Linked DNA regions of Homo sapiens: region 1 is linked to region 2. The links are chromatin loops, found by intact Hi-C in ENCODE. Cell type or tissue: endothelial cell of umbilical vein. All regions are shown on one strand. Links, peaks and the distances in the headings refer to the core of each region. The heading gives the core; the rest is flanking DNA. Region 1 has its middle 40 kb from the start of PIP4K2A. Region 2 has its middle 110 kb from the start of ARMC3.

Region 1 (5,385 bases), core at 259-5,258, 69 kb after region 2:
ACCTTTGCTTTGAAGCTTGAAAAAAAATTGCATTTCACTATGAAAAATCGCCTGTCTTTAGGATCTGTTTCATGTTTCTTCAAACGATTCATATCAACCTTCCCACAGAGCAAGATTTGAGATGAAGTTATGTAATTTATTGTCATGCTTTAAACATATTATATTTATTTGTCCCTTTGATAGCTTTTTTTCTCTTAGGTCCTTGGAGGCAGTGAGATTACTGTGAATTGACTCTTCCTGTGGTTAATGGAAAAAGTGGCAGGATTTGCTGAAAGTGAGGAAGGTAAGGAGTACAACAGAAGAGATGGAATGAAGAAAAAAAAAAGGTAATGTTGCAGAATGAAAGTTTTGTTAGTGTAAGAGTTGAAATCTGAAGGATTTTCATTCTGGACCTAAAAATAGAAGATCAACCCATAGGTAAATATCACAAATACCATTGGGGTGGAGACTTTGCCTCTAGTGTAGCTTCACCACCAAGTCCAATAGTCTGTATTGTGCAAAGAAGGGAGGAGGCCGGGCAAGGTGGCTCATGCCTGTAATCCCAGGACTTTGGGAGGCCAAGGTGGGAGGATCACCTGAGGTCAAGAGTTCGAGACCAGCTGGCCAACATGGCGAAACCCCATCTCTACTAAAAATATAAAAATTAGCTGGGTGTGGTGCTGCACACCTGTAATCCTGGCTACTCAGGAGGCTGAGGCAGGAGAATCACTTGAATCCAGGAGGTGGAGGTTGCAGTGAGCCAAGATCGTGCCACTGTACTCCAGCCTGGGCAACAGCAAGACCCCATCGAAAAAAAAAAAAAAAGAGAAGGGAGGAGAAGTTCTTGGGTGTCTCTGAGGTGCCCTGATCTGCAGTGGGTAGGCCCTTTACATATTTATCTTGTGTCATCCTCATGACAACTCCATGAAGTAGATGCCCTTTCCCAATATACAGATCAGGAAACTGACACTCAATGAAATTACAGAATAGATTGCAAGTAACCTTTGCCACAGAGCTGAACTCTAGTCTGTTAATTCTAAAGCTCACAATTCTACAACAGAAGTCATCTTGTGTTAATATGAAAATCTGTTCTGTCTGTGGCCTGCCTTTTACTCAGTTATGGTCCCAAATCCATCAACAGCATATAATGGAATGTGATGTGAGAAGATCCTGTCAATGGAAGTCTTTTAAGCCATAAATGAAAGAAAATCAATGAGGAAATGCATCCAAAATAGGACACAGACAAAAATCAGCAACCTCGGTGAGTTGGTTAAATGACACATTGATCATCCAAATTAATGGTTCTTTACCTTTGTTTGAATTATGGGACCCTTTGAGATTCTGATGACAGCTATGAAACTAGACATTTATACAACCTTTCAGAGGGCTGAAGAACCACCACTTCAGTGTATTTAAAAATAATATTGTTTAAACTCAATATTTTTCAAGTGTAAAATGTATTTAAATATGAAAATGTTTAGGTAGGGCGGGCATCTGTAATCCCAGCACTTTGGGAGACCAACGTGGGGAGATCACTTGAGGCCAGGAGTTTGAGACCAGCTTGCGTAACATAGTGAGATCCCATATTCACAAAAATTACTGAAACTAGCCAGGTGTGGTGGCATATGCCTGGAGTTCCAACTACTCAGGAGGCTGAAGCAGGAGGATTTCTTGAGACCAGGAATTCAAGGTTACAGTGAGCTAGGATCGCACCACTGCACTTCAGCCTGAGTGACAGAGCAAGACCCTGACTCTTTATTTTAAAAAAAAAAGTTATGCATATAAATGAAGGACTTTTTGGATACCTTTATATACTCTGCAAACATAAATTATCTGAAGCTTGACCACTGCGATGACACAACTTTTTAAATTTTAATTTAATTCTTAATGATTTTAGAGATGAGGTCTTTCTACGTTCCCCAGGCTGCCCTCAAGCTCCTGGGATCAAGCCATCCTCCACCTCAGCCTCCCAAGACCCTGGGTCTACAGGTACGCACCACCACACTGGCTTGTGATGACGTAACTTTTGAATGAACCGATCAATGTTAAGGGTTACTACTAGGGGCCTTGGATCAGAAATCCATCCATCTTCAAGAAGCCACATTAGAAGGGAACCATTTAAGAAGGATGTTGCTGGCATGTAAAACCAATAGCAGTACCCTACTCCTCGCAGTTCTAGAGGAATAGAACCGAGCATGAATGCTAATTCAGTTGATAATTTCATTTTCGCCCATTATATAAAGTTACATCCTATTATTTCATGTAAATTGATGCATGATGGGGCAGGGCAGGCCCAAGGGCCAGAGCCTGAGGGACCCCAGGGCCTGGATGCCCCAGCCAGCCTCCTCCTAAAGGGGAAGTTGTAAGAGGAATAGGATGACCTCTCACCACCACTTCCCTTCCCCAAAAAAGTGAGAAGCATGGAGAAAGGCACAGGAGAAAAGTGAGGCAGCAGAGAGAGACAACAAGACAGCCCACACGAGAATGAAGGACAAAGGTGGTGGTGAAGCAGATGAAGCACTTTAACCAGCCTCCCAAGCATGGCGCACTCTTAAGTTAGAAATGCTCTGCAAGACATAGCATGAAAACACACTTCGGGGAAAATGAAACTGATAAGTTACATTCCTTTACTTTCCTGCCTCATTATTAATTAGTTTCCCACATTTTTATACAAAGTGTTTATTAGTTAATGTTACAGACCCAGCAAGGGGGTTTCTATGGTTGGCTCTGCTGCCAATTTGCTCTGAAAACTCAAGAACTTCTATCTGGCATGCGGTTGAGTCCAGAAGAGTGGACTAATGAGACTCTTCCAGTTTTCCTAATGCTCTAAGAGTCTGTAATGCACTGCAAATACACGTGGAAAATTATCTATTGGTACAACACAGGAAACAGGAAACTTCTGCACCCAGTTAAGATGAAGGATATTCCCCGTCCTCCCTGCCTGAAGTAAAGGGATAAATAAAAGTTTGTCTTCCTGGAGAAAACAAACTGGATGTTTGAATGGATCATTTTTCCCCTTCTAAACTAGAAATTAAAACCTTGAGACATGGTGAAATATAGACAATTTATCAAAGTAAGCAGTTTATTCCTTGGACTGCCCTAACTCTCTTGCTGCCCCTCTGTGCCAACTTGGGAGCCTCACGTGATGTATCCTTCTCTCCAGTTCTCTCTGCCCCCCACCAAAGCATGGCTACTACTTGGCAGGCTCAGCATTCCTTGGCTTTTGAATTGCCTCACATCTTAAAATTCTTCCATACCCCAAGCAAACTTGGCAGCTTTTATTTCTTTCAGGTGCTTTAAGAAAAGCAACTTTATTGAGCCTTACACTAAGATATAAATGACTAATAATCCTTGAACATCCCAAAGATATTTGCACTTTTAATAACATCTTCAGAGAGAGAGTGAGATTTTTAATTGGTAGGAAGTTGAGGAAAGTAAAATGAAATTTTAAAAGAAAAAAAAATTCCTTTAGGTTGAGAGAGATCTGAACGCATGGACAGACCAGGTCTCCTGAAGTCAGATTCTTACACTGTTTTTGCACAATTTCTTTCCTTCCTCCTGTTCTGAATCCAGGGAAACTAAATATTCCTTCCTCACCCCTTCCTGCTGGCATGACAGCTTTTATGGAAATTACTGAGGCTCTAGCAGTTGAGAGAAGGGATAAACATTTGTAATTTTATCAGTTATTTATAAGTCTGTTTTTATAAGTCAGGAAATGTGTATATTGATAAAATTTCTAAAATCCCCAACTAAAATGGTGACAAATAAACTCCTTTCTCAAATATCAAGTGAATGTTTAAAAATCAAATCAATAAATGGAAAACATGCTTCTTTGAACCATTTTGCTCTTACATTGTTTCTGATCTTCTGAAAAGGCCAAAGTGGGAGGGAAAGAAAATACAAAAAGTAAAAGAGATTCTTAATATCCACTTACTTAAGAACTGACAAGCACATGATTTGGGAGATTACCAGAAACTGCAATGTTTTCATGTTCTTTTGAGCTTTTCAAAATGTGATTTTGAAGAAATTAAAACAAGAACTGCAATTTTCCAGAAATTGCTCAATATTGGAGAAATATATATATATACACATATACATGCACATACATACACACATAAATATGGAAATTACCTAAGTGTATATGAATTTATGTATATATGCATGTGTATATGCATGTATACATACATATGTCTATGTGTGTACATAGGTACACATGCACACATAGTTGGATTTTTTCTAAATCCGTATACTTTATCATCCAACTTACTCACTCATGATAATTGAGAAGATCATTTTGTAATCCTTTGCATTGGAATATTAGCATTTTTATACTACTGGTCACAGAAGATCAAAAACAGCAAATATGGTTAACCTTGGGCTGAAACTGAAAGTTACAGCTTTTGTCCTGTACCATGCAGTTCTGTTAACACCAAAACTTTTAAACTATTATGTAAATAACTTCCAAAAGAAATAAAATATGCAGTTACTCTCTCTCATGGCTGAATTTGAGATCTGGGTTAACAAAGGTTATTTCTATTATACGCCATGGCAACAATAACCAAAATACCAAACACATATTCTTCCAAATATCTAGAATCATCCTAATCTAAACTATTAAAGGGTCTTCCTTTACTGGCTCAGCAAAAGCTCCCTAGACAGGAAACTGTTTTGGTGGTAGAGACCCCATCAAAGACTTGAAAGAAGACTATATAATCTTTCCTTAACAGTCGTTTTTTTTTCCGGGCATCTTCCTCACTGTTGGAAGCTACCTTAAGGAGATTTAGGAAATTATTAATAGTAGGCAAAAATCAACAAAATGGGAAAGGGAAATAGAAACATCCCAGTGCTTCCCTTTGCCTAGGAAAAGCTGTACTTCTCCAGTGATGTGACCTTCCCCCTGCCATTGGGCCAGATCACCATTCAGTGAATATGCCGTCTTCTCTCCAACAGTCATGTGCTCTGAAACTCCGTCTGTCAGTACCAGGAAGATGTATGTTTTCTCTGTACAATTCAACCACAGGTTGAATCAAGGGAAGAAGGGTTGGGTAGTAGAAAGAGTCTGGAGTCAGATATCGCTGAATTCCAATCCTACTTTTGCCAATCATTAGGTGTGTGGCCAAGGGTACATTTCTGAGCCTCCATTTTCTCATCTGTGTAATGAAAATAATATAGCCTGTCTCATAAGTTGTTGGTGTGTTATTTATGTGATGCACCTAGCATACAGCAGTAAGGGTGGCTGTGGACCTTACTAGAGTGGCCATAATATAATGACCCAAGAGCTCCAATCTACCCTAGTCTGCTCTTTATAATCTGGGAGGATTTTATGGTTTTTGTGCATTAAGACTGTTCTTCTGGGTGAAGTGTCATATGACAGAATAACTGAGATGCCTTTTATAAGCTCTTCAG
Region 2 (5,385 bases), core at 334-5,333:
TGTGGAATCATGCTTTCTTACCTTGTTCTTAAGTGGTGCTTTTCTTCCTGGGCTTATTCACAACACTGCGTAAAATAATTTTAGATATAATGACTAGTTTAGGTAATTAGTATCCTCTTCATTTTATAAATGGAATAATATTCAGACTCAGCGATTAGGGTTGTGTCCGCTTGAGACAATTATGCCAGTCATGTAGTATAATTTGGTTCAAAACATTTTTTCTCTTTTCCTTTTAATATACCTTTGCAGATAATTTGCATGGGACAATTTTCTTCTTACCCAAACAGCTGACTGAATCACACATTCTTGCTGGGATGAATCAGTGAGGACACACTATTATTGTTCTGAGATCTAAGACCTTGGTATAAAAGTTTTAAACGGAAGTGAGCAGTCACCTCTGGGGTAGTCTCCTGGGGGAAGGGCAACTGATTGATCACCCAAGTGACGCTAGTTCCAATTCATCATTGTCCAGGACACAGCCCAAGTCGTACACTTGCAAATGCATTCCTGTCACTCTCCAGGGTTGACTGGGCTCAGGGACTCAGACCAACCAACTTCACAAGAGAGGAAGTTAATAAACCAGCAGGCCAATTGGTTCATTTATCATGAATGATACCAGCATTTCCAGCCCCCACCCCATATGTGAACAATATGGAAAACCAGTTTGTGGGAACATCCGTAAGCCTAGAATCAGAACAAGAGGTATGAGTTGTACAATTCTAATGTTCAATGACACTGAGCTGTTTGGGTTCTGTCCATTTCAATTTGTTCTTTTGTTGCCTTCCAAGGTCCAAGGTAAAATGAAACCCTTTCAGGCATTGTTGTCAATAACAATCTGGCCTGAGTGTACCATGACTGAATGTTTCAGCCACGATTTTAGTGCCTGAAGTGGTCAGACCAGTTAATAATACCTCTCAGAAACACCCAACTTGTTGGCCAGATTCCTTGAATTTAAATTTTTTTAAAACTTTTTTGTTTAATTATAACAAGGGAATTACGTTGATCCAGTTAACACAAACTGTTGCCATGGTTCTTAAGTAGAAACAATCTTAACCCACCCCTGAAGCCAGGTAGGGTGAGGTGCTGTGAGCCCCCCATCTTTCCTCACTTGCCCATACCTGTGCTGTGGCCAAGGGCAGCAGCAAGTGTTGAAAGCGGTGCAGGAGGTGACAAGTGGCACAGACGTGGCCTGAGGGGGAATTGTGAGCACTGTGAGCTGGAGGTCATCTGTCTCCATTGCTTGGGAAGGAAATGAAACGTTGCCAATTGTTCACTTAGTTCATTTTCATTTCTATCCTTCACTTGATATTTCTGCCTTCTAACAAAATTGTCAGTGGGAGTGCCTTAAAATGCCATTTAAAAATAATATGTAAAATCTCCTAGTTTTCCAAAGGCTTCAAGTAAGCAGATTTTTTTTTTTTTTTTTTTTTTTTTTTTTGAGCCAGAGTCTGGCTCTGTCACCCAGGCTGGAGTGCAGCGGTGCGATCTGGGCTCACTGCAAGCTCCGCCTCCCGAGTTCACGCCATTCTCCTGCCTCAGCCTCCGGAGCAGCTGGGACTACAGGCGCCCGCTATCACGCCCGGCTAATTTTTTTGTATTTTTAGTAGAGATGGGGTTTCACCGTGTTAGCCAGGATGGTCTCGAGCTCCTGACCTCGTGATCCGCCCACCTCAGCCTCAGATTTTCTAGGGAAAGCTATGCAGATACAACTGAAATGCTGCCCTAAAAGAAGGAGCCATTAATCCCAATTTAAAACAGATTGGAAATCGCAACATGAGCCAACACCATGATCAGTTTCTCGTAAAAAGCTGGGTTACCTTTTAAATCCCACTTTTGGGAGACTTAAGCTAAAAATGAAGAAGGTTTTGTTTGGTTTTCTACAAAGCTGAACACCAAAGTTGAACGTTAGTCTTCAAATAAAGGTTTGTTCACTGGCTTCACACACTTCAAAGTATTTAATTCAATTATTCCGAGAGGCTACATATGAAATCATATCGCAAAAATGGCACCTAATCCAATAACTAGTAAAATATGAAATTCCTGTTGATATGAAATCAGCAATCCCCATAAGCCAAAAGAAGGACACACCTATCTTCACCTAGTGGAGAATGGTTTGTCTTTTACTAGTTCCCTGCTATTTTTAGCTGAAGTTAATCACAGTAGAAAGAATCTAATGCATCAGCTCACACTAAATGTTATTAATGACTAAGACAGCTTAACCTGTTGACCCACCCAAAGGATTAGTATTTTAACTAGGGACTATGCATTAACATAAAAGAATAAATCTCAGTTAGTAATATTTCAGGCATCTGAGACACAATGAGAAGAGAAATGAGTCAGCTCACAGCACATGGGCAATGTGGCCCAATGGGACAAAGTACAAGCTGTGGCTTTACTCTGATCTGAATGGAGTCCTGTGCCTGGAGCTTTCTAGCTGTCCACACCATTCAGATCTTAAGTAAGTTATTTAACCTATTGAAATGTGGGTAACAATAGCGCCTTCTCTGTAGGACTGTTATGATAAATAAATGAAATAATGTACGCAAAGTGCCTAGGACAGTGCCTGGCTTATAAAAAGACACCGTGACAGGAAAGCCAGTACATGAATGCTTCTCCATCTATCATAAAATCACAAAAAGCTGGTTCCACAATAAACTTCCAAATTTCACTTTCTCCTTACACTTATGGAATATTTCACAAACTTTCCAAGTACACAAATCTACAACCTTGCATTTAAGGGAGAAGTGAAATGTTTTTGTTTCTTTTTAAAATTAAGACACTATGGTATTTTCATTTTAGTTTATTTTTATAGAGATGGACTCTCACCATGTTGCCCAGGCTGGTCTCGAACTCCTGGCCTCAAGGGATCTTTTCTCCTCAGCCTTCCAAAGTGCTGGGATTACAGATGTGAGCCACTGCACCTAGCACGAACTGTTATTTAGAACTATTAAAGGGCTAAATAACCCTATCTACCACCTTATGTATTTATAGAACTTAGTTTGTGTTCATCTAAATATATGTAGAATGAGAGCTAGAACTGTTTTATAGTGAACTCTCAGACTCTCTTCCTCTTTGAAAAATATAATACTCAATAGTCGGAACTTGTTACTCAAAAGCTAGGTCACAGGGAAGATAAAGAAGTAATGCAGATGGGCGCGGTGGCTCACTCCTGTAATCCTAGCACTTTGGGAGGCCAAGGCAGGTGGATCACTTGAGGCCAGGAGTTCGAGACCAGCCTGGCCAACATGGTGAAATTCAGTCTCTACTAAAAATACAAAAATTAGCCAGGCATCGTGGTGGGCGCCTGTAATCCCAGCTACTCAGGAGGCTGAGGCATGAGAATCACTTGAACCCGGGAGGCAGAGGTTGTAGTGAGCTGAGATCGCACCACTGCACTCCAGCCTGCATGACAGAGTGAGACTCTGTTTAAAAAATAAATAAATAAATAAATAAATAAATAAATAAATAAATAAAACTAACGAAATCAGAAAGGGCATCAGGGAAACATCTTTAAAGAGAAGGTGAAAGGGAAGAAGGAAAACAATTTTTGTTAAAAATTATAAATAACTAGGCATAGTTAAATTTATTTTTTTTAAGTGAAATTTGTATTGGTGTTGTCCCAGTGCTGTATATAACAGAATATCTGTAGAAAAGCCCAGCAGAAAGAGGAGAAACCATTACAGGTTAAAAGGTTTCAGAGGTGGGGTGGTGGGATCAAGTTGTGTTAGCCAGCCTTGAAAGAATTTGCAAAATGGCTTTAAACTTGTCTGAGGCCAGTGCTGGGGCAGCCTCTATATCATTGCAGATGTGGAAGTATATAAAAATCTGATAATCCAAGTCATGAGCCTCTTATAATCAGGAGGAAGCTGCAAGGAATTTATGAAAAGGAAATTCCATTTCACCAGGACATGTGACTGTGATCACCATCTGTTTAAACATCTTAATAGTTTGCGGCAAACAACTAAAACCACTTTTTCCCCCCTACAAGTCTATCCAAGCACTTTCTGTGTGTCCAGATGGAATTTAAACCTCCCTTTCCTAATGTTAGACTAAAATCTCATTCTAAACTGGAGTGAATTGGGGCTAACTATAGTGGAAAACATTAAAAATTCATCCTTCAGCTACAAAATTTAATCAAGTGGTAACTTCTCTAAGGCTATGGTGTGGAACTTACTATTATAGAACAATCATTAGAATTAAGTGAAGCAAAGATCCTTCAAGCTCCTCCTCATTTTGATTTATTGATTAAAAAATATTAAGCATCTCTAATATAAGCATCTACACTTCAGTATCATCTCTGTTGTGTTTAAAACAAAAGTTAATTGAGGTAAATGTGTATACTTTGAAATATTTATTCTGACCATTATCACTTTCCATCTCATGAACATCAAAGATTTTCTTATTTTAATCTGCCATTTTAAAAACAATGTTGGTCAGGGCACGATGGTTCATTCTTGTAATCCCAGCACATTGAGAGGCTGAGCTGGGAGGATCTCTTGAGCCCAGGAGGCTGAGGTTGCAGTGAGTTATGATCATGCCACTGCACTCCAGCCTGGGTGATAGAGCAATACCCTGTCTCTAGAAAAAATAAACAACGAAAACAAAATTGATGCACTAAAGCTAAATTTATCAGATTAACAGTAATTCTAGGTAGCCTCACCTTGTGTCAATATCTGTATTCAGTGCTAAATTGAACAAAAAAGAAGAAATTCCCAAAAGGACCCACTGCAGCTTGCGTCCCTAACAAACATTTGATGAGGAAGGACCATTGATCATTATGTGCTTGAGATACATCCAGTCTCTGCCTTCGAGAAGCTCCAAGTCAAGTGAGACAAGTAGATAGAAAGGTGTCACATCTATTATCAAATCTTTTGCAAGCCCCTGCAATGGCTCAACTGTGCTGTGGATATCAAGTCCCCAGGCTGTACCGAGGCTTGGGCCAGAGTCAGAGAGGAACCGTGTCTCCACAAGATCAGCACATGGGGGCCTGGGAAGAGAAACTCAGGATGAAGAATTCTGGGTCAACTGCTCCTCCTCAGTGGCAACTCCCCTGCCAGCAAGGACTTTGAGATGATCGGTTGTCTTTTAAAGGATAGTGACGTTCCCTTGTACTGCCTCTACCTCTCTGCTTATGAAGTCACTACTCTGCCTTGAATATCTAACTTTGAGTAGATTCTTAGGGAAGGGATTTGGAACCAGATGAGAGAGAAAGACAGTTATAGATGGGTCTCAGGTCTCCAGAGTAGTTCCACATTTGAAGGTCTGTTCACTGACTCAGTTCTTGTTGAGTTTGCTGAGATGCTAACAGCAGGTTCCACACAATGTGGATTCTACAAGATATATTTGCCTGCCATCTCCCCACTTCCTTCAAAAATCAATGAGTTT

The links. Peaks named below come from ENCODE experiments on the same cell type or tissue, not always from the same donor. Only the 100,000 strongest peaks of a DNase experiment are listed, where the experiment ranks them.
Region 1: a loop joins it to region 2, with 2.1 times the contacts of the local background. A loop is called at or near these places in 1 of 110 quality-filtered maps.

What each region holds. Positions count from the first base shown.
Region 1 is chr10:22,751,465-22,756,849 of GRCh38, reverse strand. No RefSeq gene overlaps it. Among named protein-coding and RNA genes, the nearest start is that of PIP4K2A, 40 kb to the right of the region's middle. In endothelial cell of umbilical vein, for the core only: no CTCF peak of the experiment used is centred there; a DNase peak (open chromatin) is centred at 2,879.
Region 2 is chr10:22,820,190-22,825,574 of GRCh38, reverse strand. No RefSeq gene overlaps it. Among named protein-coding and RNA genes, the nearest start is that of ARMC3, 110 kb to the left of the region's middle. RefSeq lists an enhancer at 1-1,127. In endothelial cell of umbilical vein, for the core only: no CTCF peak of the experiment used is centred there; DNase peaks (open chromatin) are centred at 414, 2,294 and 3,874; H3K27ac peaks cover 2,492 bases.